Regions from separate parts of the Homo sapiens genome. Here region 2 is linked to region 1. Evidence: read pairs that join two places in POLR2A ChIA-PET (ENCODE). Cell type or tissue: CD4-positive, alpha-beta T cell. All regions are shown on one strand. Links, peaks and the distances in the headings refer to the core of each region. The heading gives the core; the rest is flanking DNA. Region 1 overlaps LOC105376197 (a long non-coding RNA gene). Region 2 has its middle 20 kb from the start of ABCA1.

Evidence for each region. Peaks named below come from ENCODE experiments on the same cell type or tissue, not always from the same donor. Only the 100,000 strongest peaks of a DNase experiment are listed, where the experiment ranks them.
Region 2: POLR2A ChIA-PET joins it to region 1 with 7 read pairs; 3 of 35 experiments call an interaction of 5 or more read pairs at or near these places.

Annotation. Positions count from the first base shown.
Region 1 is chr9:105,119,614-105,135,126 of GRCh38, reverse strand. LOC105376197 (a long non-coding RNA gene) reads right to left here. Exons shown (of 4, transcript XR_930205.3): 3 at 201-346. Among named protein-coding and RNA genes, the nearest start is that of SLC44A1, 120 kb to the left of the region's middle. In CD4-positive, alpha-beta T cell, for the core only: no CTCF peak of the experiment used is centred there; a DNase peak (open chromatin) is centred at 7,106; H3K4me3 peaks cover 746 bases.
Region 2 is chr9:104,940,548-104,956,060 of GRCh38, reverse strand. No RefSeq gene overlaps it. Among named protein-coding and RNA genes, the nearest start is that of ABCA1, 20 kb to the right of the region's middle. In CD4-positive, alpha-beta T cell, for the core only: no CTCF peak of the experiment used is centred there; no DNase peak of the experiment used is centred there.

The DNA.
Region 1 (15,513 bases), core at 2,719-10,718:
TTTTTCTTTCCATTCCTTTTGTCCCTATGCTCTTTGCTGCTTCAGTGTCTTTGTTCATGTTTTTCAGACCAGAATGTCCTTTCTACCTCTCCAAATTCAAGGCCATTTGTACCCCACACTGATTTTTCCTTTTCCTGACCTTTGATGGCATTTCTAGACTATACCATACCATTTATCATTGACTGATTCACTGGGCTTACCTAGGCTCAGCCCTTGATGCTGACTGGCAGAGGCAAAACTTAGGTTGCTGGCTGCCTAGGTTGCTGGTGTTACCAGAAAAGGGGTCCGCATCCAGAGCTCAGGAGAGGGTTCTTGGATCTCACGCAAGAAAGAAGTCAGGGCAAGTCTGCAGAGCAAAGTGAAAGCAAGTTTATTAAGACAGTAAAGGAATAAAAGAATGGCTACCCCATAGACAGAGTAGCCCCGAGGACTACTGGTTGTCCATTTTTATGGTTTTTTTTTATGATATGCTAAACAAGGGGTGGATTATTCATACCTCCCCTTTTTAGACCATATAGGGTAACTTCCTGACATTGCCATGGCATTTATAAACTGTCATGGCGCTGGTGGGAGTGTAGCAGTGAGGATGACCAGAGGTCACTCTTGACGCCATTTTGGTTTTGGTGGGTTTTGGCTGGCTCCTTTACTGCAACCTGTTTTATCAGCCAGGTCTTTATGTCCTGTATTTTGTGTGACCTCCTATCTCATCCTGTGACTTAGAATGCCTTAACCGTCTGTGAATGCAGCCCAGTAGGTTTCAGCCTCATTTCACCCAGCTCTTATTTAAGATGGAGTTGCTCTGGTTCACACGCCTCTGACACTGGAATTGAATACCTGGAGGGCATGTTAAAAGGGGAGAAATAGCAAGGAATGAATCGGGAAGTTAGAGTCTAGAGAAACAGACCAACTAGACATCAGTTGGAGTGGCTGAACAAATGAAAAGCTAGAGAGATGCTAGAGCAAGCAGAGGCCCAGTGTAGATAAAGATACAGAAGATGGTGGCTGTCTTGTTCCTCTTGTGTTGGGTTTGGTGTGTTCGGCCTGCGGTGGGGACAGCCTGCCACTGCATACTGACACCCTCTTTAATCATACCCTGACAATGATAGCAAAGTTAGGAGTTCCCAGGGGGCCCTTCTGGAGAACTTTACTTTTTTTATGCCACCATATAGTGTCATCAGAAGTGCAGATTGACTCTGACACTTTATCACCAAGTAGAAGAATCTCAGGCTGGAAGCAGCTTAGGCAAAAAACGCAAATGTACTTGCTCATGGAATCCAATAAACAATCAGGTGTAGCTTATCATACCTGCAAACCAAACTGCAGGAAGCATGGCTGCAACTTGGTCTCAGGAACAACTGGATCCCGAGACTTGGATGCTGCCAATAGCTCTTTTTTACCTCCCTAGCCTCTGCTTCTTTTTACCCTTTCACCTTCTCTAACTGCAAATAGCCCTTCTTCTCATGGTTGTATATGCGGCTATTAAAAGCTCCTGAAGTTTACATCTTTCAACTTCCACCACCAAAGGGAGACTGATTCTTTTATTCTAGTAGGGATGAATCCCAAGCAAGGTTCTGATTGGCCCACCTTGAGTCAACTACCCAAACTTAACTAATCAAACATGGAAAGAGAAGACAAGACCAGATAAGAACACGCCATGTGGGCCAGGCGTGGTGGCTCGTGCCTGTAATCCCAGCACTTTGGGAGGCTGAGGCAGACAGATCACCTGAGTTTGGGAGTTCAAGACCAGCCTGACCAGCATGGAGAAACCCTGTCTCTACTAAAAATACACAATTAGCTGGGTGTGATAGTGCATGCCTGTAATCCTAGCTACTCCGGAGGCTGAGGCAGGAGAATCGCTTGAACCTGGGAGGCGGAGGCTGGGGTGAGTCAAGATCGTGCCATTGCACTCCAGCCTGGGCAACACGAGTGAAAATCCATCTCAATAAATAAATAAATAAACGAACACGCCGTGTGGACAGGGGTGGGGTGAGTAGTTTCTAGGAGGAGAGGGTTTGGGGCGAATAATCCTATAGATGTCCAATATGATAGCATACCAGCAACTGCATCCACAGGCATGTAAATTGGTATGTTGGAAATCAGGAAGGAATAACTGTAGTCTAGCACACTGCCCTTCCTATTGCCACAACAGTCAGGAAGCCTTTATTAAGAGTTGCTCCTGGGAACTTGATAATTGTTGGAATAGCCTGCAACTCTACACTGTCATTTTTTCTTGCTATGTTAACCTCAGGACCTTCAGCTTTATTCAGACACCTAATAACCCTGGCATTTCTTTGCTCTGCAAGGAACCGCTGATGGCACTGTTATCTTTGCGTTTGTGACTGTTGAGTCACTTCATTTCCCAGAGGGAGAATGGTGAAGTCACCAACACCACCAGGTCACCAGCAACCTTAAGCTCTGGATGGAATGATGCTAGGGAAAAATGTGAGTTAGAAAAGGAGCCTGACACTATTTCTTTTAAAGGAAGGCCATTAGCTCATCTTGGGAAAGTCAGCTGGCTGGCGGGGAAGAGGAGGTAGGAGGAACGTTAGCAGAAAATACCTAACTCTTGCTGTACACGGTGGCTCACGCCTGTAATCCCAGCACTTTGGGAAGCTGAGGCAGGCAGATCACCTGAGGTCAGGAGTTTGAGACTGGCCTGGCCAACATGGACCCTGTGTCTACTAAAAATAAAAAAAACTAGCCAGCATGGTGGCGGCACCTGTAGTCCCACCTCCTTGGGAGGCTGAGGCAGGAGAATCACTTGAATCTGGGAGGTGGAGGTTGCAGTAAGCTGAGATCATGCCACTACACTCCAGCCTGGGTGACAGAGCAAGATTCTCTCGAAAAAAAAAAGCCTAACTCTGGATGGATCTTCCCCAGTTCTAGAAGGCACCAGTGTTAATAAGTTCCTGATGCACAAGGCTGGCAGAGAGTCAGCTGTGGGAGATAAATCAAGAATAAAGCTGTGAGGTAGGGAAGGCGGTGTAGCATAAAGACCCAGACAAACATGTCTGGGTCACTCTGTTCCATTTCTGCTTGCTTGGCTCTGGCCTCTGCTACTGATCTGGCCTTCCCAGATGCCCGCCATGCCATTGCTAACACCTGCTTGGCCTTTTATCTGGCTTTAGACTTAGCATTTACTTTGGGATTTATACTGTTGCTTCTCTCTTCTGCATATTGATGTTTATTGGGCTCTCCAGTGGTCCCTTGACTTGTCTATGGAGCCCTTTCTTTTTGTCACCTATTCTGAAGGGAATTTCATCCAAGTGATGCTGATCAGGCCATGCTCCACATCCCTCCCTGGCACCTGGCTTCGAGCTTATAGGTGCAGCTCCCTTGGGATTGGAGCTGCTTTCTCCACGGAGCCCCCATGGGTGCTGTGTGGGTCTTAATCCAGACTCTACTAAGCATAGCCTGTTTACTCATGGCTGCCGCCCCTCGAGGCTGAGTCTGTCTCATCTCTGTCCCTGCAGCATCCAGGACAGAGCCTGGCACAGAGCAGGCTCAGTCCTGTTTGTCACAGGATTGGGGAAATATGCATGGTGGCCTGACTGTGGTTGGTACCCTGCTTTTCTCTGGTCATCCTCTGGGTTCAAGTGCAGTTTATCAGACCTGCTCCTTAGAGTCTCATGTTTTGAAATTGCTTCTTTTGAGAAAGCACAGAGTCCCTTCTCTACTCCGGAACAAATCACAGACACAGGGCCCAGCAAAAGACTTAACTAGAAATAAAAAGACCTGCTTTCCTACCTTCCCTCACCAGTCTGTCTGTAGTGTATTGCAGTGGAGTGTAGTGGTTAAGAATATGGATCCTGAAATCATACTACCTGGTCTCAAATCCTGGCTCTACTACTTAGTAGCTGTGTCACTGGTGGCAAAAGACTTTGTTACCTGTGCCTCAGTTTCCTCATCTGTCAAACAGGAATAATAACAGGACCAACTTCATAGGGCTATTAGGAGAATTAGATGTGTTAATATGAGTAATGTGCTTGTAACAGCACGTGGTACGCAGCAGGCATTCTAGAAGTGTTTGCTGTTGCTATTGTTCTCTACCTTCATTACTGACTCCAGTAAGGGTCCTCTGACTTTGTTCCCTCCTGTGTTCCTGGACTAACCCCTGACCTTCCCTCTCCTGGAACTCAACTTTTAGACCTCAGTCTCATGCTGTGGTCCACACAGTCAAATACTTGCAAACACATATTTCTAGTTGGTTACTCAGTTATAACCCAGGAGATGTCCAGCCTCATTCTTTTTTTGCCCATGCTAAAGTGCAGTGGTATGATCTCAGCTCACTGCAACCTCCACCTCCCAGGTTCAAGCAATTCTCCTGCCTGAGACTCCTGAGTAGCTGGGATTACAGGCACCTGCCACCACGCCCGGCTAATTTTTGTATTTTTAGTAGAGATGGAGTTTTGCCATGTTGGCCAGGCTGGTCTTGAACTCCTGACCTTAAGTGGTCTGCCCGCCTCGGCCTCCCAAAGTGCTGGGGTTACAGGTGTGAGCCACCGCACCCGGCTGCCTCATTCTTTGTGTTAGTGTCACCTGACCTACTCCTGGTCCTTTCCTCAGGTAAGTCCTGGCCCGAACATTGCTTTTTTTTTTATTTTTTTTGAGATAGAGTTTTGCTCTTGTCACCCAGGCTGGAGTGCAATCTTGGCTCACTGCAACCTCTGCCTCCCAGGTTCAAGTGATTCTCCTGCCTCAGCCTCCTGAGTAGCTGGATTACAGGTGCCTGCCACCATGCCTGGCTAATTTTTTTGTATTTTTAGTGGAGACAGGGTTTCACCGTGTTGGCCAGGCTGGTCTCAAACTCCTGACCTCAGGTGATTCACCCGCCTCGGCTTCCCAAAGTGCTGGGATTACAGGCATGAGCCACCGTGCCTGGCCAAACGTTGTTCTTTTAATGGCCAATTAGGGTGGCTGTAAAGGAGTAAGGTTTGTCTAGTTTGCTACACCAAGAGTTGGCAAACTTTTTTTGTAAAGGCCTAGATAGGAAATATTTTAAGCTTTGTAGACCACCCATGGTCTCTCTCACTCCTCTTTCTCCTCCTCCTCCTCATCTTCCTCCTCCTTCCTTTTGTTCTTCCTCACAACCCTTTAACAATGTAAAAACCATCCTTAACTTGAGGACTGTTTACTGAAAGAGGTCCTGAGCTACATTTGGCCCTTAGGCCATGATTTGTAGACTTCTGTGCTAGGCAACACATTCCATGAGGGCAGGAACAAGTCTGTCTTCTCTATGGTCTAGCTACTAACCTGCAACATGGCAGATCCTCTATTTGTACCTGTCAAACGAATGAATAAATGGATTCAAATGAGTCTCTGGCTTCCAAACTTAAGAGAAAGAATCCCCATGTAAATTCTATAGTGAACAGAAGAACCCCTGGGAAGGGATCTATTAAGTTTGGCTCTTTGCTCTGTCTGCAGTTACCCAAGGGCATAGGTGTCTTTCCATGGGGTACACCTTAGCCTAAGTACCTACCTGCAATTCTAGTGCCTTCTTTTTTCAGCCAAGAACAGAGTTCTTCCCGCAGCCTCAGTTCTATAGTAAACTATGCCAGCAGTGTGCTGGTAAGTATTTAACAACCAGCTGCCCAACAAGCAAGCGAACAATCCCTGACTTATATAGCATTTGCCAATTTCCATGGTGTAAATACTTCTGCCATGGCCAATTTCAAGCTACAGATGTGAAGACACTAAACATGAATCTGGGAGGAGATAATGCACAATCAGCTCTCTCCAGCTGTAGCTTACCACTAACCATACTCTCTTCCCTGCCCACTCCTGCAGCCCTATGGACTACACACCTCCTGGGAGAAAACTTGACAGAAACCTTAGTTTCCACTGTTGCTGCCCCAGGATTAGGCTCTTCTCTGTGTTTTGGTGGATGGGTAGCATTATCTTACTCTCTCAGACTTCCTGGATTTCAGCTTTGCCTGCTTTGATCCCCAATCCCTGACTGTTCGTTTGACCCCCTGACTCCCTGGGATTCTTGCAGAGTGCAGGAGGCCATACAGTTCCTGATCAACCCTGGCTTCCTGGCTCTCACATGTCTGACATGCTTCTGAGCACAGAGAAGAATAAACACTCCACCGCCTGCAGGGTCTTCTGTTTTTCAGGCTGGGGCTTGTGTGGTCCCTCCCTTCCAGTTCTTGCAGCACACCTCTCTTGACTGCCCCGTTCCCTTCTATCCTCAGTTCCCAGCTCAGTTTTCCTTCCCTATCCTTTATTCCTAATTAGCACCATCTGTCTGCTAACCCCGTACATGCTCTTCACCTTTATTGTTTCACACAAAAATTAATTACTGAGTACTTTTTGTGTGCCAGACTCTGTCTAGGCCCTGGGATACATCAGTGAACAAAACAGATAGGGATTCCCTGCCCTTGGGGGAACTTTATATTAAAGTGCAAAGGGCTGGGCATGGTGGTTCACATCTATAATCCCAGCACCTTGGGAGGCTGAGGCCGGCAGATCACTTGAGGTCAGGAGTTCGAGACTAGCCTGGCCAACATGGTGAAACCCCGTTCTTACTAAAAATCCAAATATTAGCTGGGCCTGGTAGTGCAGGCCTGTAATCCCAGCTACTCGGGAGGCTGAGGAACCCAGGCAGCAGAGGTTGCAGAGAGCCAAGATCACACCACTGCACTCCAGCCTGGGCGACAGAGCGAGACTCTGTCTCAAGAAAAAAAAAAAAAAGTGCAAGTAAGCACATGCTAAGCAATAGGCATAATAATAAAATAAATAATACATTATAAAAGAAGATTATACGCATGATGAAAAAGCGAGCAGGGAAAGATGGGTTAGCCATGCTGATAAGAGGCAAGTAGTTAGAAAAGCATTTTGAGAAAGTGACATTTGAGCAAAGTATTAAAAAAGGTTCCGTGTGTCCAGTAGCCTGATTCACAGCACTTAATTCAACATCAACGTCAGGTCATACAGGTATGCAGCTTGACTTCAGCCTGAGAACTTCCAAGACTTCAAGTTTCTCACAGAGACACTATTTCCGGTAAGAGAGAGGCAGGAAGTGTTGTGGTTATTGTTTGAGCTTTGTTGTAGAAAACATGAGTTGGAATCCTGGCTCTGAGGCCAATTAGGGCAGCTGTAGAGGCCTGAGGTTTACCTAATCTGCTAGATACTGGGTTTCCTGAAGGTGGTGGCTAAGTCTGTCTTGTCTACCAATATAGCCTAGTGCCTGTGCCTAGCGGAGTAGTGTCTGACACATAGGGGGAACTCTGTTAACACTTGCTAAATGAAAGAGTTCAAAGTTATGGCTTTGGTTTGTTTATTAACCCCATTGTCCGGGGAACATTGGTTAACCTTTCTGAGCCCACCATTCCTTATGTGCAAAATGAGTATGTTAATCATGATGGTACCAGTTCCCACCTCACAGAGTTGCTGTGTGGATTAAATTGTAATAATTCATAATGCATGTAGAGTACTTGGCACAGCGCCTAGAAGACAGTGAGTGCTCACTCAGTGTTAGAAATGGTCACTTGTTAGAGTCAGCGTACTGAATTAAATGTTCTCCATTTTGCCAGGTGCAGTGGCTCACGCCTGTAATCTCCAATACTTTGGGAGGCCGAGGTGGGTGGATCACGAGGTTATGAGATCGAGACCATCCTGGCCAACATGGTGAAACCCCGTCTCTACTAAAAATACAAAAATTAGCTGGGCATGGTGGCACATGCCTGTATTCCCAGCTACTTGGGAGGCTGAGGCAGGAGAATTGCATGAACTCGGGAAGCGGAGCTTGCAGTGAGCCGAGATTGCGCCACTGCATTCCAGCCTGGTGACAGAGTGAGACTCCATCTCAAAAAAAAAAAAAAGTTCTCCAACTTGAGATAATAATATGAAAAGATTCCTTGCTTCCTTAATCACTTAGTCTCATGGACTAAGCCCTCACAGTGCCTATTATAACCACTAAGGGAGTGAGAGGTGTGTGTGTGCATGTGCAGGGGAAGTAGATGCTGGATAGAGTGGGGCCTGAGAGCCTGCGGACAGAGGAGAGAGCCCAGACATCAGGACTGAGGTCTCTGGAGCACCATAGCCAGAGCAGAGGCGGTTGTCTAAACAGCCAGGATTGGGACGAGGATTTACAGTGTCCATATAACAGCATAGGGCAAAGGAATTAATAAAATATTAGCTGAGAACCGGCTGGGCGCGGTGGCTCACGCCTGTAATCCCAGCACTTTGGGAGGCCGAGGCAGGCGGATCACGAGGTCAGGAGATCGAGAGCGTCCTGGCTAACACGGTGAAACCCCGTCTCTACTAAAAATACAAAAAATTAGCGGGCGTGGTGGCGGGCGCCTGTAGTCCCAGCTACTCGGGAGGCTGAGGCAGGAGAATGGCGTGAACCCAGGAGGCGGGAGCTTGCAGTGAGCCGAGATCGTGCCAGCGCACTCCAGCCTGGGTGACAGAGCGAGACTCCGTCTCAAAAAAAAAAAAAGAAAAAAAAAACAAAACATAGCTGAGGACAAAGAGAATAGCTGTTATGAGCAGATGGGGATTGCAGGTGGGGCTTGAGGACAAGGCCTAGACCCTCAGTCCTGTGTCAGGGTCTTTCTTCATCTTAAAGTGACCATGTTTTCCCAATGATTCAAAAGCTAGTGCCTGGCATTTCTCAGCTAAGCCCTTTTTTCTCTGGCTGCTGAGCAGGATGTTTCTCTTCTCTCTTGAATGTTGAGCCAAGCTGAGCTATCTTCCTGAATTCACAGGTCTCCTTAGAAATCAGCTTTTGTCTGAGTCTGTCAGTGTAGCCTGGGCTCAGCCTGGACAGCCTTGCAGCCTGAATTCCCTGGATTTCCCAGCAGTTCTCAGCATCTACTGAACTGACTTTCTTGCCTCTTTGATTCTATCTCATCTGGTCTCCTGGGTTTGTTTTTTTACGAGGTACTCAGTCTGGAAAAAGAACCCCTACTCTCTCTGTGGGCATGGTAAGAGGTATTGCTTATGAAATCATTGGGCATATAATTGTCACTTTAGTCATTCACAATGAAAGATACACAGAAGGCAGCATCCTGACCAAAGAGGCCCAGGAGGTAGAAGGCTTCTCTTCCAACCAGACTCCTGGCTGGAAGCAAGATGTTGTATAGAAGTTAGTTGCCATCCAGAAAGTTAGCAGCATTTATTTGGGACCCGCTGCACGTCTATCCCTGTAATGAGGGAGACAGTATTTCAATGCAGAAAAGATAATGTTCCTCATCAGAATCTCTGATTATTTCATGACGACTGAGTCCTAGAAGTGGCTTTATTTTTCCAAGAAGTAAGAACACTTAAGGCTTTTTGATACATGTTGCCATATTGCCTTCCAAAACGGCTGTACCAATTCACATGCCAACTCGTTGCATTTGATTGTACCCACTTTATCATACCTTTGCCAATACTGGGTATTATTACAAGTTTTGCAATCTATATAATGGGGAGGCAAATGGTATTGCTTTGATTAAATTATCATTTTTAAATTAATGAGGAGGTTGAACATTTAAAAAAAATTGTTTGCTATGAGGATGATACTTGGTGTCCACTCCAGGGTGGGTCTGGAGGAATGTTGACTAGATTTTTTTTTTTTTTTTTTTTTTTTTTGAGATGGAGTCTCGCTCTGTAGCCCAGGCTGGAGTGCAGTGTGCGTTCTTGGCTCACTGCAACCTCTACCTCCCAGGTCTTGGTTCAATCTATTCCCTTGCCTCAACCTCTGGAGTAGCTAGGATTACAGGCATGCACCACCATGCCCAGCTAATTTTTGTATTTTTAGTAGAGACAGAGTTTCACCATGTTGGCCAGGCTGGTCTTGAACTCCTGACCTTGTGATCCACCCACCTCAGCCTCCCAAAGTGCTGGGATTACAGGTGTGAGCCACCGCGCCGGGCCTGACTAGATTTTTTTATGGCTGAGTTTTATATGTTATTTATTTTTAATTTTTTCTTTCTTTCTTTCTTTCTTTGAGATGGAGTTTCGCTCTTTCACCCAGGCTGGAGTGAAGTGGCGTGATCTCAGCTCACTGCAACCTCTGCCCCTTGGGTCCAAACGATTCTCCTGCCTCAGCCTCCCAAGAGGTGGGATTATGGGCCCCTGCCACCACGCCTGGCTAATTTTTGCATTTTTAGTAGAGATGGGGTTTCTCCATGTTGTCCAGGCTGGTCTTAAATTCTTGACCTCAGGTGATCCACCCGCCTTGGCCTCCCAAAGTGCTAGGATTACAGGCATGAGCCACCGCGCCTGTCCTATTTTTAAATTTCAACACAGTAAAATTTACTCTTTTATTGTATAATTTTGTGATTTTGACACATACATAGAGTTGTGTAACTACTTACACAACCAGAATATAAATGGTGATCTCATTCCCTGAAATTCCCTTATGTAACCTCTTTGTAGTCAAACCTTCTGTCAATCCTTAACCCCTGGCAACTACTGATCTATTCTATACCTCTATATTTTTGTGTTCTCTAGAATGTCTTTTTTTTTTTGAGATGGAGTCTCGCTCTGTCACCCAGGCTAGAGTGCAGTGGTGTGATCTCGGCTTACTGCAACCTCTGCCTCTCAGGTTCAAGCAATTCTCCTGCCTCAGCCTCCCAAGTAGCTGGGACTACAGGCATGTGCCACCATATCCAGCTAATTTTTGTATTTTTAGTAGAGACAGGATTTCACCATGTTGGGCAGGCTGGTCTCACACTCCTGATCTTAAGTGATCCACCTGTGTCAGCCTCCCAAAGTGCTGGGATTACAGGCGTGAGCCACCGTGTCTGGCCCAGTGTCTTTAATAGAGCAAAAAATGTTAAGTCTAACTTATTCACAGTGTGCTTTTGTTGTCCTACTAAAAACTCCTTGCCTAATCCAAGATTATTAAAATTTTCTCCTATATTTTCCTCTAAAAGTTTTCTAATTCTACCTTTTACATTTAGATCTGTAATGCATTTTTAAAAATTTTGTATAAGGTGTGAGTTGTAGGTCGAGATTCATGTTTTTGCATATTTATGTCCAATTGTTCCAGCACCATTTGTCAAAAAGTCTATCACTTTTTTATTTAGTTGCCTTTGCACCTTTGTCAAAAATCAATTGACCATTATGTGTATAGGTCTCTTTTTTGCTCTATTAAAGACACTGGGCCGGGCACGGTGGCCTCTCTATCTATCTTATACTCAATATCACATGACCTTTTTTTTTTTTTTTGAGTTGGAGTCTTGCTCTGTTGCCCAGGCTGGAGTGCAGTGGCGTTATCTTGGCTCACTGAAACCTCTGCCTCCCGAGTTCAAGCAATTCTCCTGCCTCAGCCTCCTGAGTAGCTGGGACTACAGGTGCATGCCACTACACCGGCTAATTTTTTGTATTTTTAGTAGAGACGGGGTTTTACCATGTTGGCCAGGCTAGTCTTGAACTCCTGATCTCAAGTGATCCGCCTGCCTCGGCCTCCCAAAGTGCTGGGATTACAGGCATGAGCCACTGTGCCCAGCCACATGGTCCTGATTATAGAAAGTACTTATATTTTTGCTTCTTCCAGAATGACATATAAATGGAATCATATAGTGTATAAATGTTGGCCGGGCTCGATGGATCATGCCTGTAATCCCAGCACTCTGGGAAGCCAAGGCGGGTGGATCACCTGAGGTTAGGAGTTTGAGACCAGCCTGGCCAACATGGTGAAACCCCTCTCTACTAAAAAACAAAAAATTAGCTGGAGGCTGGGTCCAGTGGCTCACGCCTGTAATCCCAGCACTTTGGAAGGCCGAGGTGGGCAGATCAGGGGGTCAGGAGTTTGAGACTAGCTGGCCAACATGGTGAAACCCGGTCTCTACTAAAAATACAATTTTTTTTTTTTGGAGACGGAGTCTCAGTCTGTTGCCAGGTTGGAGTGCAGTGGTGTGATCTCAGCTCACTGCAACCTCCAACTCCCTGGTTCAAGCGATTCTCCTGCCTCAGCCTTCTGAGTAGCTGGGATTACAGGCACGTGCCACCACACCCAGCTAATTTTTGGTGGCAGGCACCTGTAATCCCAGCTACTCAGGAGGCTGAGGCATAAGAATCACTTAAACCTGGGTGGCAGAGGTTGCCGTGAGCCGAGATTGCAGCACTGTACTCCAGCCTGGGCAACAGAGTGAGACTCCATCTGAAAAAAAAAAATTAGCCAGGCGTGGTGGTGGATGCCTGTAATTCCAGCTGCTTGGGAAGCTGAGGCAGGAGAATCTCTTGAACCCAGGAGGCAGAGGTTGCAGTGAGCCGAGATCATGCCATTGCACTCCAGCCTGGGCAACAAGAGTGAAACTCTGTCTCAAAAATAATAATAATAATAATTAATAATAATTGAGTCTTCTAGCTTATTTCACTTAGAATAATGAATGACTTTGTGATTCATTCAAGTTGTGTACTTAGTCTTTCAATTATTCGTATTGCTCAGTAGTGTCTATTTGTTTAACCACTTACTTGCTGTTCTTATTTTTCAAAGTTGGTTTGGCTATTCTAGTTCCTTTGCCTTTTTAAGAATCAGCTCGTAAGTATCTATAACAATTTGCCCCCTTGATGAGGGTACTGTCTGGATTTCCATAAATCTACAGATCAATTTGGGTAGACCTGTTGTGTTAACAACATCCAGTCTTCCAATCTATGAACATGGAGTATCCATTTATTTACCTCTTAAAATTTCTTTCGTTAGTGTTTTGTAGATTAGCTTATGCCTAAGTAGTTCATGTTTTGGAACTGTTAGTGGTACTGGTTTTAAAATTTCAGTTTCAAAGCATTCATTGCTAGTATAAATAAATCCAGCTGATTCTTTGTCTATTGACCTAATTCCGATTTTGCTCTCTTGGAAGCCACCTGCCATGTAAAGATGGCCAGGCTATCCTGGTGGAAAGACCATGTAGAAAAAGGCCCTGGAGGATAAAAGACCATGTGGCAGACAACCGAAGTGTCCCAGATGGTAGCTGACAGAGCAGGAGCACTGTCATCTCTGACAAACACTGCCACTTTAAGTTCCAGCTCCCTTTCTAGCCTTATGCATTTCAAGGAAATCACTTCTCTTCTAACAACAAGCAGCGAAAAAGAGCAGACAGTAAAACACAGATAAGACCAGCTAGGGCACAGAGGGAGGTTAGGGGGAAGTCTCTTGGGTAAGTGCCAAGCTAAGCTTCACCCTCATACAATGGGTCCCAGTAAAACAGTGGGCCTTAATAAGCACATTCCTTTCCCTTCAGGTGCACTAAGATAGGGAAGCTAAAAGCAGACTCAGGGGTATGCCTGCAGGTGCAGGAAGATGTATGGGAACATACACAAAACTCTCCCTCCCAGATAAGCACAACAAAGAGACACAGAAGCAGTCCAAGCCTCTGATAAACTCTCCTGCCCTGAATCCTTAAATACTCAGTCTGTAAGACTGTGTCTCTGACCTAACTTGGCCAGAAGCTCCTCTCAGGTTTGTTTTCTCTAAAATAAACCTGTCCTTAACTGTCAAACCACCTTTCGTGTTTCTTTCGTCTTTCTTTAATTCTTACAGTAGCCAGCACCAACTGCCAGACATGAGAGTGAAGCCATTTTTGATGTTCAAATCCCACTGAGTTCCTAGCTAAATGTAGTCACGTGCGTGAACCCAGCTGGCATTACTGAAGAACTGTCCATCTGAGCCCAGCCAACCCACAAAATTGTGACAAATAACACATCTTGGTTGTTTTATTTTTATTTATTTATTTTTCGGAGACAGAGTCTTTCTCTGTTGCCCAGGTTGGAGTGCAGTGGCACAATCTTAGTTCACTGTAACCTCCGCCTCCTGGGTTCAAGTGATTGTCCTGCCTCAGCCTCTCGAGTAGCTGGGATTACAGGCATGCACCACCATGCCCGGCTAATTTTGGTATTTTTAGTAGAGACGGGGTTTCACCATGTTGGCCAGGCTGGTCTCGAACTCCTGACCTCAAGTGATCCACCCGCCTCAGCTTCTCAAAGTGCTGGGATTACAGGTGTGAGCCACCATGCCTGGCCATCTTTGTTGCTTTAAACCATCAAGTTTTGGGATGGTTTAAAATGGAACAATAGACAACTGATATAGGGCTTAGCAACAGTTCAGTTCTTCAGCCCTGGGCTCCCTGGCCTGGTCATGACTGCTGGGCTTTGATACGCCTTCCTGAGTTGTATTGTTGCCAGTCAGACTAGGGGCTTATGTCCCCAGGGATAGCAGTTGGCTGCCAAGTCACAGCTTTCCCTCTTCCCTACTCACTCCAGAGTGGTGTAGTTCAAATGGCCTGCATCTCTGCTTGAGCCCATGTTTCACTGCAGAGAGGCCTCTGCCATCCTTGCTTGTACTGATCCCTAGCTGTGGACTGCTTCTGCTTGCCCACTTGATTGACAGCTGCCAGTTTTCATAGCTCTCTGGGTCCCCACCACAATGCCTTCTTGGTGCCCTGATTGAAAGTCTCAGGAATGACCATTTGCAGCACCTTTTTCTCACCTTCTGATATGAGCGTCTCCTCTGTTGGGCCTGTTTCACTCTGCGACAAGTGATTAGTATTCCTCAGGCCTGAATCCCCAGTTACAGTTTCATGAATTGGTAGCCATTTAAACCTGACCTAGAACCTGCAGAGTGGTTTGATTTTATTACCCGTTTAGTACAAAGACTTAGAACCCTGGGGCTAGGTTAATTAGTTTTGTTTTTTTGTTTTTTGTTTTTTTTCTTTAAACATGTAAGTCAGAGCAAACACCTCCTGGCCTGTCCTTACTAGCTATACAGTCTGGGAAAAGTTCTTAAGCCCCTATAGACCTCATTTTCTTCACTTGTAAAGTAAAGATAATAATACTTGATAAGATAATACATGTGCATTGCTGATCAACATGCCTGGCACACAGCAACTGTTTCCTGATAGTAATTATAATTAATATTGAAAGTCAGAGATAGAGGGGCCCTTAGGGATTATTTAATCTAAGATTTTTCAGTGGGAGAAAGTGAAGCCCAGGGAGACTGAGTAATTTGCCCAAAGTCACACAGCTCATTAGTAGTTGAACTAGAACCTTAGTTTCTCAAACTCTAATCTCATGTCTTTCCCATTGCATCACAATTGTTTCCCTTAGGAGGTCTTGGAGGGAAAAAAGTGATAAAAAGGAGCTACCAACCACCAAGTATCTACTTTATTGGTGCTTTACATACCTCATGTTATTTTATTCCCATAATAATTCTGGGCGTCATTATCCTCACTTTATTGATGAAGACACTGGACTCAGAGAAGTTAAAATCTTGCCAGCCAGGCACAGTGGCTCATGCCTATAATCCCAGCACTTTGGGAGGCCGAGGCAGGCTGCTCAACTGAGGTCAGGTGTTTGAGACCAGCCTGGCCAACGTGGTGAAACCCCATCTCTACTAAAAATACTAAAATTAGCCGGGTGCAGTGGCACACGCCTGTAGTCCCAGCTACTCGGGAGGCTGAGGCAGCAGAATTGCTTGAACCCAGGAGGCAGAGGTTGCAGTGAGCTGAGATCACGCCATTGCACTCTAGCCTGGGCAACAGAAGCAAAACTCTGTCTCAAAAAAAAAAAAAAAAAAAAGTT
Region 2 (15,513 bases), core at 4,276-12,275, 180 kb after region 1:
TCTTGCTCTGTCGCCTAGGCTGGAGTGCATTGGTGCAATTGCGACTCACTGCAACCTCCACCTCCTGGACTCAAACGATTCTCCTGCCTCAGCCTCCCGAGTAGCTGGGATTATAGGCTCGCGCCGCCACGCCCCGCTAATTTTTGTGTTTTTAGTAGAGACGGGGTTTCACCATGTTGGCCAGGCTGGTCTCAAACTCTTGACTTCAAGTGATCCGCCTGCCTTGGCCTCCCAAAGTGCTGGGATTACAGGCTTGAGCCACCCGGTGAAATGTAAATTGTTAAACCTGTGTTTTTGAAAATGCATAAGTATAGGATAAGGGAGAATTGACTTTCTGAAGACCAGAACATTTTAGTCAATTTCAAACACAATGTGAGTCAATTGTATAAAACAGGTTCCTTATCCTGATGAGGATAAGAATAGTATCCTTGTCAGATGGAAATGCCCATTCAGCTGTACTTTCTAGTGGTTACGCCCATAGTAGCACTGTTGATGGAACCAGGTATCTGACTTTAGGAAAGATGTTCCCCAACTGGAGCTGACCCAGAGGAGCCTGACCAACTTGGGGAAAGTTTAAAGATCTCATCACGTGGAGAATAGGGGAAGGCACCAACACGTATTGAGTGTCTACTTTGAGCTTAAGGGAGAAGGAGAAAAGGCAGGGAATAAACGGAGGATGGAATAAGAATAGGTAATCTTCCTTAGGTTTAAATAATAAGTGCTTGCCATAGGAAGGAGCCCCAGAACACAGTTATCAATAATAGAGACTCACACAGAGCATTCTACACTAGAGCTGCTGTCCTCTTGACCAGAATAAGGGTAAGGTGTGTGTGCGTGTCCAGGAAAGTAGGCAGCTAGGAGGTGATCAGAGCATACACTACTGCCGCCACAATTCTAAGTGTCTTCCCCTAGGGGAATCCTATTTCTTCTCAGGCACATTTGTTTATTCATTCCATGTTCACTCTTGTTATTTACTTCTTGCCAGGCTTTGTGTTAAGAATTGGGGAAACAAGGTTGAATAAACCCAGTCTGTAAAGAAAAGGAGCTCACAGTCTGGAGGGGCAAATGGGCATTGTGCCTGCAAGTTGGCCCACTGAGAGCCTAAGAAGTGAAGTTATGAATCCAGGATTACTCAGTTATCAATGAAGTGATTAAACATCATCCATACAGACCTTCAGAGCTGGAGGGAATTTTGGATACCTACTCAGCACATAGTTTTCAAACAGTGCCTTGTGGAACCCTAGGGCATTTCTTAGGGATTGCTGTGTGTGAGAGAGGAGATTGAATCAGAAGGTGTCTGGGACCATTCTCTACTCACACTTCAAGCAGAGCAGCTCCACTTCTATCTGTATTATTATTTTTATTATTTATTTATTTATTTATTTTGAGACGGAGTCTCGCCCTGTCGCCCAGGCTGGAGTGCAGTGGCACGATCTCAGCTCACTGCAACCTCTGCCTCCCGGGTTCAAGAGATTCTCCTGCCTCAGCCTCCTGAGTAGCTGGAATTATAGGCCTATGCCACCACGCCCAGCTAATTTTTGTATTTTTAGTAGAGACGGGGTTTCACCATGTTGGTCAGGCTGGTCTCGAACTCCTGACCTTGTGATCCACCGGCCTCGGCCTCCCAAAGTGCTGGGATTACAGGCATTAGCCACCATGCCCGGCCTATCTGTATTATTTATTCATTATTGCTATGTGAATGAACCTGAAGAATGCTTACTGTTACTGCTAAGTATTTAACCACACCCCATGCCCATGCAGGATGATAGTGAATAGTGGCCAAAAGATACTATAATTAGACTCATGTAATTAAGGAATATTTTTGTCTTGTACCTATTATGTGCCTATAAAGACTATGAAATCTATTTATTCAGTGATTTATTGGAATACCAAATAAGCAAAGATCCTATGTGCTAAAGATTCTAATATTGTGCTAAGATTTTCCTTCAGATGTTTGGCTTTCTCAAATTCCCTGAGGGCTAGAACTTTGCCCTACTCATTTGTGTTTCCCAAGTGTCTAACGCAGTGCCTGACACATACAGGATCTCCAAACGCTTGCTGAATGTGTGAGGAAGGAATTAAAATAATGTACCGCCGGGCAAAGTGGCTCATGCCTATAATCCCAGCACTTTGAGAGACCGAGGTGGGCAGATCACTTGAGGTCAGGAGCTCGAGCCCAGCCTGGCCAACATGGTGAAACCCCGTCTCTACTAAGAATACAAAAATTAGCCGCGAGTTGTGGCAGGCGCCTGTAATCCCAGCTACTCGGAAGGCTGAAGTGGGAGAATCACTTGAACCTGGGAAGCAGAGGTCGTAGTGAGCCGAGATCAGACCGCTGAGCTCCAGCCTGGGTGACAGAGCAAGACTCCATCTCGAAAAATAAAAGTAAAATAAAATAATGTACTAACTGGACCCAGAACAGATTTTCCAATTGATTATTGACAACAAAGGAATCTGAATTATTTAATAAGGTGAATAAGTACATATTCATATATATATGTATATGTGTGTGTATTTACATTTTTATAAAAGTGTAAAAGTATATATACTTTTTTTCCTTTCTTCAGGTAGAAACCTCTCCTAGATTGTCACTGAATAAACATTAGCACTAACTATGGCAATCAAATCACATATTGATTGGTGTCAGAGAAGAATTGAACATTCAACTCTGAAGCAGTGTTATTTCTTCCATCTGCAAACACTCTGTCCCCCATCCCTTCTTTGTGTATCCTGGAATCCAAGTCATAAATAATGATAGGTATTTCTGTCAAAGGTATTTCTCAGAGGAGTGATATGTAACTCCCTTTCCTCTGATACACTGACTCACTAAGCAGCTACCCTTGTGAATTCCAGTTAGCAATACTTCTTGCTATGTCTGGTCCAACTTTCAGACAAACCTAGTGTTCAGGATTCCTATAGCCATTTATAGGTGTAGACAGGAAGCATTCAGATATCCCCAGAGGTACCTGATAACCAGCTGATCCATGACTGTCTGTCTTGGGCTTGGCCAGCTTGAAATCTTGACATTGTGGTTCTCCCCAGAGAAGGTGCCTTTTGGATGTGAGATAAAGACATTATGACTAGATAGTGCATGGTGAGGGTGTTTTTCTAGTTTTACCGAAGTGTTGATCTGTAAAGCTGCTACCAGCACACACACACACACACACACACACACACACACACAATTAACCACAGATATCCTCATGGGAAATTGTCTTAGGAAAGAATGGAAGCCAAGATTTTATATATAGACCACAGAAGGTGATGGGTAATGTTCTTGGAAGGGAGTTGACAGGCAATAGCTATAAGTTAACTCAGGAAAGCAAAGAAAATCCCCAAAGAGCTAAGGGAGAGGTTAGAGATTCTGCTTTTTATTAGCAATTCATAGCTCTCAAGTTTCATACAGTCTTTAAGGCTCCCCTCTTCATATAGAATAAATGAAATTATTTTATAAATTGTTCCTCAGATTCGTATCTGTACATTCTGGGACCACGAGTTGTAGCAGGATGTGATTTTCCTCATTCTGGGCATCTAAGTTCTACAGTTAAGGACACTGAAACAAACCTTTAGTCGAATAAAGATTGGCACATTGTTTCTTCTCCCATAAACATTGAATGGTCCAGGAAGGGCCAGGTGTGGTGGCTCACACCTGTAATCCCAGCACTTTGGGAGGCCAAGGCAGGTAGATCACCCGAGGTCAGGAGTTCAAGACCAGCCTGGCCAAGATGGTGAAACCCTGTCTCTACTAAAAATACAAAAAGGAGGAGTGGTAGTCCCAGCTTTTGCATGAATGTCCACATTGGGACTTTATCTTAAATGTGCAAGACACAACTCTTGGCCAGGCGTGGTGAACCGAGATTGTGCCACTGCACTCCAGCCAGAGAATGCACTCCAGCCTGAGCAACAGAGCCAGACTCCTTCTCAGAAAAAAAAAAAAAAAAAAAAAGACAACTCTTAAATTGGTGTTCTACTGTCCTTGAACCACCATACCTTTGCAGAAGTCATTCTAGATCATCAATCTGACCATAAAACACAGTTTGCCAAACTGGCAACTAACTGCACCTATTTGTGATTAGTTTGGAAGAAACTTGAAAGTGCCCCTTTTAACTGTCCACTTATTCCCTGCCTGGGCACGGAATTCTCTCCCACGCTTAATAACGGACACTTTTAAAAATTATTTTTACTCCCCACAGAGTTGGCAGATTGCTGTTTCAGAGAGTTAAATGGAATGCCTCCAGTGGAAGTATCCCGTTTTCTAGAATGGAAAGTCTATCTTCACAGTGTCATAATCCAGGTGCCCTGGGCTGAGACTTCCCCTGCCTAGGCGGTACCCTGGGTAGCACAGCTGAACTGGCTGTGAACTAAACATTCATTTTTTATTAGCAGCCAGGCTGGACAGAGATCACACAAGACCAACCTGACAACAGCAGCATGCTGCTCTGCTTCAGAAGTAATTTTTTTTTTTTTTGAGACAAGAGCCTTGCTCTATCACCCAGGCAAAGTGCAGTGGCATGATCTCGGCTCACTGCAACCTCCACCTTCTGGGATCAAGCGATTCTCCTGCCTCAGCCTCCCAAGTAGCTGGGATTACAGGCGCATGCCACCATGCCTGGCTAATTTTTTGTACTTTTGTATTTTTTTTTTTTTTGAGATGGAGTCCTCGCTCTGTCGCCCGGGCTGGAGTGGCCTGAGCCACCGCACCTGGCCCTTCAGAAGTAATTTTTAAGGAAGGATCTTGTCCTGGGTGGGGGGTTGGGCAAGGCTGTGAAAAGCAAACAAAAATCACATGTGGCCTAATAGGAGGCCAGTGGAAATACACATGATGAAAAAGAAACTTACAAAAGCACATTATTAATTTCTGAACATGCTAATACCATCCAATAACAATAAGATCTAATATTTATTGAATGCTGATTACTCATCAGCTACATTCCAAGTACTTCTACATGTACAGTTATGTGACACATAAGATGTTTAGGTCACCACTGACAGAATGTATGATGGTGACCCCATAAGATTACAAAAATTCCTATTGCCTAGTGACATATGTAGCAAGATGCATTACTCACGTGTAATAAGTAATGTGATGCTGCTGTAAACAAACCTACTGTGCTGCCATGCCTATAGAAGTCTAGGACGGGCTGGGCACAGTGGCTCATGCCTGTAATCCCAGTACGGTGGGAGGCCAAGGCAGGCCGATTGCTTGAGCCCAGAAGTTCAAGACCAGCCGGGGCAACATAGTGAGAGCCTGTCTCTACAAAAAATACAAGAACAAATTAGCCAGGCATGGTGGCGCATGCCTTTGGTCCCAGCTACTCAGGAGGCTGAGGCAGGAGGATCACTTAAGCCCAGGAGGTTGAGTCTGCAGTGAGCCATGATGGTGCCACTGCACTCCAACCTGGAGAGAGAGTGAGACCCGGTTTTAAAAAAAAAAAAAAGCCTAACAAATAAAAGTATGTATAGTACAGAATACTTGGTAATGATAAACAGTATGTTACTGGTTTATGTGTTTACTATACTTTTTATTTTTTAGAGTATACTCCTACTTATTTAAAAAGAAAAAAGAAAGTTAACTGTAAAACAGGCTTAGACAGGTCCTTCAGGAGGTATTCCAGAAGAAAGGCATTGTTATCACAGGAGATGAAAGCTCCATGCATGTTACTGCCCTTGAAGACCTTCCAGTGGGACAAGATGTGAGGTGGAAGTCTATGATAGTGATGATCCTGACCCTGTGTAGGCCTAGGCTAATATGTGTGTTTTTAACATATTAGTTTTTAACAACAAAGTTTAATCAGTTAAAACAATTTTTTTAATAGAAAAAAGCTCATAGAATAAGGATATAAAGAAAGACAATGTTTTGTTTGTTTGTTTGTTTGTTTTTTGAGACAGAGTCTCGCTCCATCACCTGGGCTGGAGTGCAGTGGCACAATCTTGGCTCAGTGCAACCTCTGATTCCCAGGTTCAAGTAATTCTCATGCCTCAACCTCCCAAGTAGCTGGGATTACAGGCGCCCATCACCACACCCAACTAACTTTTGTCTTTTTAGTAGAGATGGGGTTTCATCATATTGGCCAGGCTTGTCTTGAACTCCTGACCTCAGGTGATCCACCCTCCTCGGCCTCCCAAAGTGCTGGGATTACGGTTGTAAGCCATCGTGCCCGGCCAGAAAGAAAATGTTTGTACAGTTGTACGATGTATTTGTTTTAAGCTAAGTGTTATTATGAATGAATCAGGTGGGGTGTAGTGGCTCATGCCCGTAATCCCAGCACTTTGGGAGACCGAGGACGGAGGATAGCTTGAGTCCAAAGTTCGAGACCAGCCTGAACAACGTGGTGAGACCTCGTCTCTACAAAAAATAAACAAAATTATCCATGCGTGGTGGTACATACCTATAGTCCTAGCTACTCAGGAGACTGAGGTGAGGGGATTGCTTGAACTCAAGAGGTTGAAGCTGCAGTGAGCTATAATTGTACCACTGCATTTCGGCCTAGGTGACCCCGCCTCAAAGAATAATAATAAAAGCTGGGCACGGTGGCTCACGCCTGTAATCCCAGCACTTTGGGAGGCCAAGGCGGGCGGATCACTTGAGGTCAGGAGTTTGAGACCAGCCTGGCTGACATGGTGAGACCCCGTCGCTACTAAATACAAAAAATTAGCCGGTCGTGGTGGTGTGTGCCTGTAATCCCAGCTACTCAGGAAGCTGAGGTGGGAGAATTGCTTGAACCTGGGAGGCAGAGGTTGCAGTGAGCCGAGATAGCGCCACTGCACTCCAGCCTGAGCAAAAAACAATAATAAATAAATAAGTTTGAAAATTTAAAATGTTTATAAAATTAAAAAGTTACAGTGAGCTAAGATTTAGTATTAAAGAATTTTTTTATAAACATGTAGTGTAACTCTACAGTGTTAATAAACTCTACAGTAGTGTACAGTGACATCCTAGGCCTTCACATTCACTCATCACTCACTGACTCACCCAGAGCAACTTCCAGTCCTGAAAGCTCCATTCATGGTAAGTTTCCTATACAGGCGTGCCATTTAAAAAATCTTTTAGGCCAGGCGCGGCGGCTCACGCCTGTAATCCCAGCACTTTGGGAGGCTGAGGCAGGCGGATCACGAGCTCAGGAGATCGAGACCATCCTGGCTAACACGGTGAAACCCCGTCTCTACTAAAAATACAAAAGATTAGCTGGGTGTGGTGGTGGGCGCCTGTAGTCCCAGCTACTCGGGAGGCTGAGGCAGGAGAATGGCATGAACCCAGGAGGCGGAGCTTGCAGTGAGCTGAGATCACACCACTGCGCTCCAGCCTGGGCCACAGAGCAAGACTCCATCTCAAAAAAAAAAAAAATCTTTTATACTATATTCTTAATGTACCTTTTCTATGTTTAGATACACAAATACCACTGTATTACAATTGCCTACTGTATTCAGTACAGTAACATGCTATATGGTTACGTAGCCTAGGAACAATAGGCTATATTGTTCCTAGGTATAGGGATGTGGTATCCTATACCATCTAGGTTTGTGTAAGTTTATTTTATGATGTTTGCATGACGACAGAGTCACCTAAGGACTCATTTCTTAGAATATATTTGTAGTTAAGCAATGCATGACTCTATTGACTCATGAATTCTTACCACAGACCTATGGGGCAGTACTATTGTTACCCTCATTTTATAAATGATAAAACTGAGGTACAGAGACAGTAAATAACTTGACCACGGTCATTCAGCTACTCAAGAGTCAAGGCTGGGATTTAAAACCAGATCACATGGTTTCAGAGTGTTCACACTTACCTACTATACTGTCTCAAGAGCAAGGATGTTTTGGTTCACTTGACAAATGAAGATAGGGACCTCTTTCATTATAAGCCTATTTTAGGCTAAAATAGAAGGGAAGGGGACACAGTGAATCCAGGCCTTCTGGCATGGCTCCTCAGCCCTTTCTGAGCTGGCCTGGGACAGCCTTCCTACCTCACTGATGCCACTTCCTACTGAGCGACTTTCCTGCCTACCTCACTGATGCCACTTCCTACTGAGCGACTTTCCTGGGCTCCAGACCCAGTAAGCGACTTTGCCTGCACCCACCTTATTTTGCTCTACTCCCTGTGCTTTTATGCCTTTACCCATCTGCCCTGGAAAGCTCTTCTAACCTTTGAATGGGTAAAGGCATAAATGTATGCTGGAGAAATCCTCAGCTCAGGGCCAGGCACGCTGGCTCACGCCTGTAATCCCAGCACTTTGGGAGGCCGAGGTGGGTAGATCACCTGAGGTCGGGAGTTGGAGACCAGCCTGACCAACATGGAGAAACCCCTGTCTCTACTAAAAATACAAAATTAGCTGGGCGTGATGGCACATGCCTGTAATCCCACAGCTACTCGGGAGGCTGAGGCAGGAGAATTGCTTGAACCTGGGAGGCGGAGGTTGCAGTGAGCCAAGATTGCGCCTCTGCACTCCAGCCTGGGCGACAGAGCTAGACTCTGCCTCAAAAAAAAAAAACAAAAAAAAGAAAAAAAAGAAAAAAAAGAAATCCTCAGCTGAGTTGTCAACTCCTCTTTGAAACTTTCTCAGACCTTTCAGGCTGAGTCGTCGCTCATTTGTGCTTCCTCAGTTCCTGGCTTCTACCTTCTTCATAGCTTGTTTCATGTAATGTTAATTCTTACTTGCTTTCTCCCTCTTCTAAGCTGAGAGCTACTTCAAAGCATGGGTAGGACCTAGCACGGTGTATGGGACATGGGTGGTACCCCGTAAATGTTTACTGAAAAAAAAATGCCTAAAGCAATTGTTAACATCATCAGATAGATAATTATGGGCATTCAGAGATTCTGTCTTCAAGCTTATATAAAGAACTTATTTTTGGCTCTAATTATCCTGATAATTTTCTCATTACTTTCACTTATTGTGGCTTGTGGATCAATTGTTGACATTTTATAAACATTTCACTATTTGACAATGATGATACTAAAATACGAATTAAGCAACCATTCTAAAGATAGTGATGATGATAACATATACGCTGGTAACATCTTTATTTTCAGCCGTATCATGGAATCCTCTGTTTCCATTCTGCTAGGTAGGCAGGTATGCAGGTAGAACTTGTGAGAGGATATGATTTTTGTTTCCATCTTAGATATGACAGGAACTTGGAATTTTTGACATAAATGACGAACATCCGGGATTCTTAAACAATCTTTAAAAATGGAATGCCTTAAAAGCTGGGCGCAGTGGCTCACGCTTATAATCCCAGCACTTTGGGAGGCTGAGGCAAATGGATCACTTGAGTTCAGGAGTTCAAGACCAGCCTGGCCAACATGGTGAAACCCCATCTCTACTACAAATACAAATATTAGCCGGGCGTAGTGGCAGGCGCCTGTAATCCCAGCTACTTGGGAGCCTGAGGCAGGGGAATTGCTTGAACCCAGGAGGCCTTGGAGATTGCAGTGAGCTGAGACTGCGCCATTGCACTCCAGCCTGGGCAACAAGAGTGAAACTCCATCTCCGGAAAAAAAAAAAAAAAAAAAAGGAATGCCTTTGGGAATAATTTATTTATAATTTATGTATAACATATAGACAAACCATTAGTTTGTCTTATATTTTACTAAATATAAATTTAGTAAATATAAATATTTACTAAATATAAAAACTCTTAGATTTTACTAAAGAGTTACAACTAATTGGCCTGGCGTGGTGGCTCACACCTGTAATCCCAGCACTTTAGGAGGCAGAGGTGGGCCGATCACGAGGTCAGGAGATCAAGACCATCCTGGCTAACACGGTGAAACTCTGTCTCTACTAAAAAAAAAAAAATACAAAAAATTAGCCGGGCGTGGTGGCAGGCCCCTGTAGTCCCAGCTACTCAGGAGGCTGAGGCAGGAGAATGGCGTGAACTAAGCAGAGGCTTCCCTAAAAGTGATCTTCAGGATAAAGGCAGAGGAAGAGGCTCCATGACTGGGATTGGTGTTGAGGAGAGCCAGAGAAGCAAGCTACAGAAAAGAGAAAAAATTAATATGCAAGAGAGTAAACAACACGAAGGAAAAGAACCCAGTGTGGAAACACTACACGTGAGAAAGGTGTCTGTAAGGATGTTCTACAAAGCAAATGCTTGGATATTAATTCATTGCAGCAGGAGATGGTAAGCCTCATGATAAAGAAGGAGAAAAAATCAAGTCAAGGGCTCTGAGGTACTGACCCAGGTATACTTGACTATGCCAGCAACTGTTTAGGGGGAGATTTGAGCTACACTTGTAGCAAAGGCAAAATCTGTAATTAGTTGTAACTCTTTTTTTTTTTGAGATGGTGTCTCGCTCTGTCCCCCAGGCTGGAGTGCAGTGGTGTGATCTTGGCTCACTGCAAGCTCCGCCTCCTGGGTTCAAGTGATTCTCCAGCCTCAGCCTCCCAAGTAATTGGGACTACAGGCATGCACCACCATGCCCAGCTAATTTTTGTACTTTTATTACAGACCATGTTTTGCCATGTTCACCAAGCTGGTCTCAAGCTCCTGACCTCAAGTGATCCGTCCGCCTCGGCCTCCCAAAGCGCTGAGATTATAGGCCTGAACCACCGCGCCTGGCCTAAAGAGATCTAATTCTTAGCAAAGTTTCACCAGGGAGTCTCTCCTCACCCCCACCCCATCCTTCCCACAAAGAATTAGAACAATGTCCCTACTACCCCTGCTGTATCTCTGACTTTTTACTTTAAATCTCAGCAGAATATTTTACTAAATGTTTTGATGTGGTTATATAAAATCATCCCTGCTGACAAGGAAACACTTTTTGAAAAAAGTTTTCATTATCAAACAGTAAGTACAGCTGACTGCCGTGACCTTTAACCCATTTCTGAGTCTCCCCTCATTGGACTTGGGTGGAGGGGACTGGTACCAATAAAGTCAAATGCTTAATAATTTATGCAAGTGCTTGAAGAAATTTGAAGTTGAATATTTCTATCATCTTGAAATGGAGAAAGAATCTGTAAACAGCAAAGCCAGACGCCCTAAAGGAAAAGATTTACAGATTAAAATAAGATTGCAATCTGGTAAAAATATTTGCAACACATGTAACAGTCAGAAAGTTGAAACACTTGGTTTAACAAGAGCTTTTAACAGATAAATAAGGAAAGAATAAACATTGGATTTTAAACACCGATAAACATGAAAAGATGTTTAATCTTTATTTTTATTTAATCCATATTATTTTTCAGTTTAATCAAAGAAAATATAAATCAAAACAATAATACATTTTATATATATATATATATATATATATATATATATATATATATAGTAGGCATAAGTTAAAGACTGATAAGACTGTTGAAAAGGGATGAAAAACTAGGCTTACTCATACCAATATATATCTATTAGGATGGCTAAAGTAAAAAATACTGAAAATATCAAGTGCTCAAAAGGATATGGAGCAATTGGAACCCTCAGACATCGCTGATGAGAAAACAAAATGGTACAGCCACCCTGGAGAACAGTTTAGCTGTTTCTTGTAAAGTTAAACATGCGCTTACCATATGACTCAGCAATCTCACTCCTGGGTATTTATGCTAGGAAAAGGAAAATTTATACTTGCACACAAAAAACTTGTAAGTGAATCTTTATAGCAGCTCTATTCATAACTGCCAAAAACTGAGAGAAAATGTCCTTTAATGTGTGAATGGATAAACCAACTGTGCAACATCCATGTAATGAAATACTACTTAGCAATAATAATAATAATATTAAAAACCCCAGAACCATTGATGCATGCAACAAATATGGATAAATCTCAAAAGCATTATGCTGAGTAAAAGAAGTCAGTCTGAAGGATTTCATACTCTAGGATTCCATTTATATAACATTATTGAAACGACAAAATTATGGGGACAGAGAATAGATCAGCGGTTGCCAGGGGTTTAGGTGTGTGGAGAGGGTGTGGCTATAAAGAACATGCAAGGGAATTTTTTTGGGAGATGAAATGGATCTGTATCCTAATTATGGTCATGGTAACACAAATCTATACATGTGTTTAGATTCATAGAACTGTATACCAAAAGAAAAAAAGTCATTTTTACTCTCTTAAAATGAAAAAAGAAAAAGCCTGGGCATTCTAACACCTTGTTTGTGAGAGTACACATTGATACCAAGTTTTATGGTGGGCAATTTTGCTATAAATACGGAAAGTTTGTCTGTTCTATTATTCAGCAATCCCAGTTTTGCAAAACTATGCTAAAGAATCTTTGGGGGCCGGGCACGGTGGTTCACGCCTGTAATCTCAGCACTTTGGGAGGCCGAGGTGGACGATCACCTGAGGTCAGGAGTTTGAGACCAGCCTGGCCAACATTGGGCAACCCTGTCTCTACTGAAAATACAAAAATTAGCCGGGCATGGTGGCGCATGCCTGTAGTCCGAGCTACTCGGGAGGCTGAGGCAGGAGAATCACTTGAACCTGGGAGGCAGAGGTTGTAGTGAACTGAGATCGTGCCACCGCACTCCAGCCTGGGCAACAGAGTGAGAATCCGTCTCAAAAAAAAAAAAAAAAAAAAAAACAAAACAAAACAAAAAACTTTGTGTACGTGTGCAAAGAGAATACAAAGATGATCATGGCTGCATTTTTTAAATGACTATAAAAAAGAGGTACAACCAGCCAGGTAAAGTGGTGTGCACCTGTAGTCCCAGCTACTCGGGAGGGTGAGGTGAGAGGAACACTTGAGTCCAGGAGTTTCAGGCCAGCCTGGGCAACATAGTGAGACCCCTGTCCCAAAAACAAAACAAAACACCAAAATGTCTATCTGTAGGAATTTGTTTTCAAGTTGTGATACATAGGTACAGTGAAATATTATACATTCATTTAAAATGATGATAAAATCTGTATTTGTTTACATGAAAAACTGTCCACTATAATGTAGTGAAAATAATAGATTACAAACAATATATATGGAATAAACTTGTTTAGAAACAATTTCTAGAAGAAGGTACAATGGACAGAATTATCTCTGGGAAGTGGGTTTATAATGATTCTCATTTTCTTCTTTGTATCTTTTTCATAGTCTTTCTACTTTTGTTATGTCTGGACATTTGATTATGAGCATGTATTACTGATCTATTTTAAAAATTGATTTTAATTTTTACAAAAACTCATGTAAAGCTTGAAGGTTCGCATTTTAGACCATGTTAAAATTTTCCTGGATCAAAACAGACTTATTCAAATATCTTGTACCCTGTCCTCCAAAATTGCCTGCCAAAATACACTACAAAAGAGAGCATTTAGCTGCATATTTTTTGGACTGCTGAGATCAACAATATTATTTCCATGGCTTAAATTTTTACCCTCCAGTATGTGTGGGTTACAAACACTCTTCCACATTTTTGAGGCATTGCTTTTGATATTTTAAATGTAAATTCAGCTGTGCGCGGTGGCTAACGCCTATAATCCCAGCACTTTGGGACGCTGAGGAAAGGATCACTTGAGGTCAGGAGTTTGAGACCAGTTTAGCTAACGTGGTGAAACCCCGTCTCTTTTAAAACTACAAAAATTAACCGGGCATGGTGGCAGGCACCTGTAATCCCAGCTACTCAGGAGGCTGAGGCAGGAGAATCACTTGAACTTGGGAGACAGAGGTTGCAGTGAGCCGAGATCATGCCACTGCCCTCCAGCCTGGCCACAGAGCGACACTCCATCTCAAAAAAAAAAAAAAAAAAAAAAAAAAAGGCCAGGCGCAGTGGCTCACGCCTGTAATCCCAGCACTTTGGGAGGCCAAGGTGGGCGGATCAACTGAGGTTGGGAGTTCACGACCAGCCTGACCAACATGCAGAAACCCCGTCTCTACTAAAAATACAAAATTAGCCGGGTGTGGTGGTACATGCCTGTAATCCCAGCTACTCGGGAGGCTGAGGCAGGAGAATTGCTTGAACCCAGGAGGTGAAGGTTGTGTTGAGCTGAGATCCCGCCATTGCACTCCAGCCTGGGCAACGAGCAAAACTCTGTCTCAAAAAAACCGAAAAAATTCCCCCAAAAAACCAAAAAAAAACAGCAACAACAAAAAAATCAAATAATGTACCTTGTTTAGCATAAAGCATAATTATATGCATATGGTGATTGGGAGGATGAAATGGAAAGGTTATTTATTACTGACTTCAGAAATTATGTCCTGATAGATTGATGGTTGATTTAAATATAACTTCTTGTCAAGCATCTGTTTTTAGAATCAAATTACTATGACTCTGCAGTTTCCTTGAAATCTCATAGTATCACATCTCTGTTTGCCTTTGCATGGTTTTAAGAAAATGAGGAGTGTGAAACTTCAAACTTCGTTTTCATTGTATTACATTTTTGAATGACACACTGGTCATTTCCTAGAAATATAAGGTGACAAATATTTCACAGAAACATAAGGTGCTATTATCTCATTCAATCTTAGGTCACTCAAAACTCTTTCTCTCCCACACATTGAAGATTCATTTGGGAATGCTTTTGTCTTATTGTGCACCCCCAGTGAAGGGGTGGTAAGTGTTTTTCATTTTGCTTCCTTTGTTTATCTACAGGGTTCCATTCAATAAACAAAGGGACTTGGGTCAAACTTCAGGCTCTTATGGGTTTGGATGTAATCTTTGGTCTCATTTTTAGTTACCAACAGAGAGTGTTGCTTCTGACCTCTTTGACTCTTCCCTGCTGAATTTACTATGCCTTTGATACTTGTGAAGGGTGAGATTTTCGAGGAGTACTGTTGTTTTTGTTAGAGGTTGTAATGTCTTTCTTCGCTTTGTGATTCAAGTTGTGTTCAGTTACAATCATAAGCATGTGCCTAAAAAAATCAGATGCAAACTAGCAAAAGTAGAAACTCAGGGTGACAGTCTTTAAGAAAAGATGCAATTCTTGGGGCTGGGTGCGGTGGCTTATGCCTATAATCCCAGCATGTTGGGAGGCCAAGGTGGGCAGATCGCCCGAGGTCAGGAGTTCGAGACCAGCCTGGCCAATGTGGTGAAACCCTGTCTCTACTAAAAATACAAAAATTAGCTGGGCGTGCTGGTGGGTGCCTGTAATCCCAGCTACTCAGGAGGCTGAGGCAGGAGAATTGCTGGAACCTGGGAGGTGGAGGTTGCAGTGAGCCTAGATTGCGCCATTGCACTCCAGCCTGGGCAACAAGAGCGAAACTCTGTCTCAAAAAAAAAAAAAAAAAAAAAGATGCAACTCTTATTACTGACACAGAAATGAAAATTTAGTTACATAGTATTGTAAAAGGACTATCAGCTAGGTTTAGCCTTACCAAGATTTAGGTAATTCATTTCCTGCTACACTCATATTCTCAGCCACTTCCCTCATCACATTTTCAGGGTGCAGTATATAATAGCGTCAACTCGTGTAATTCCCCCTACTCCCCATGAACTTCTAGGCCAAGGGGCCACACGGGGTGGGGCATATAGTATAAAGGAGTAAGGCAGACTGTTGGAGAAAAACAGGGATTAGGCCAGGTGCGGTGGCTCACGTGTGTAATCCCAGCACTTTAGGAGGCTGAGGCGGGCGGATCACGAGGTCAA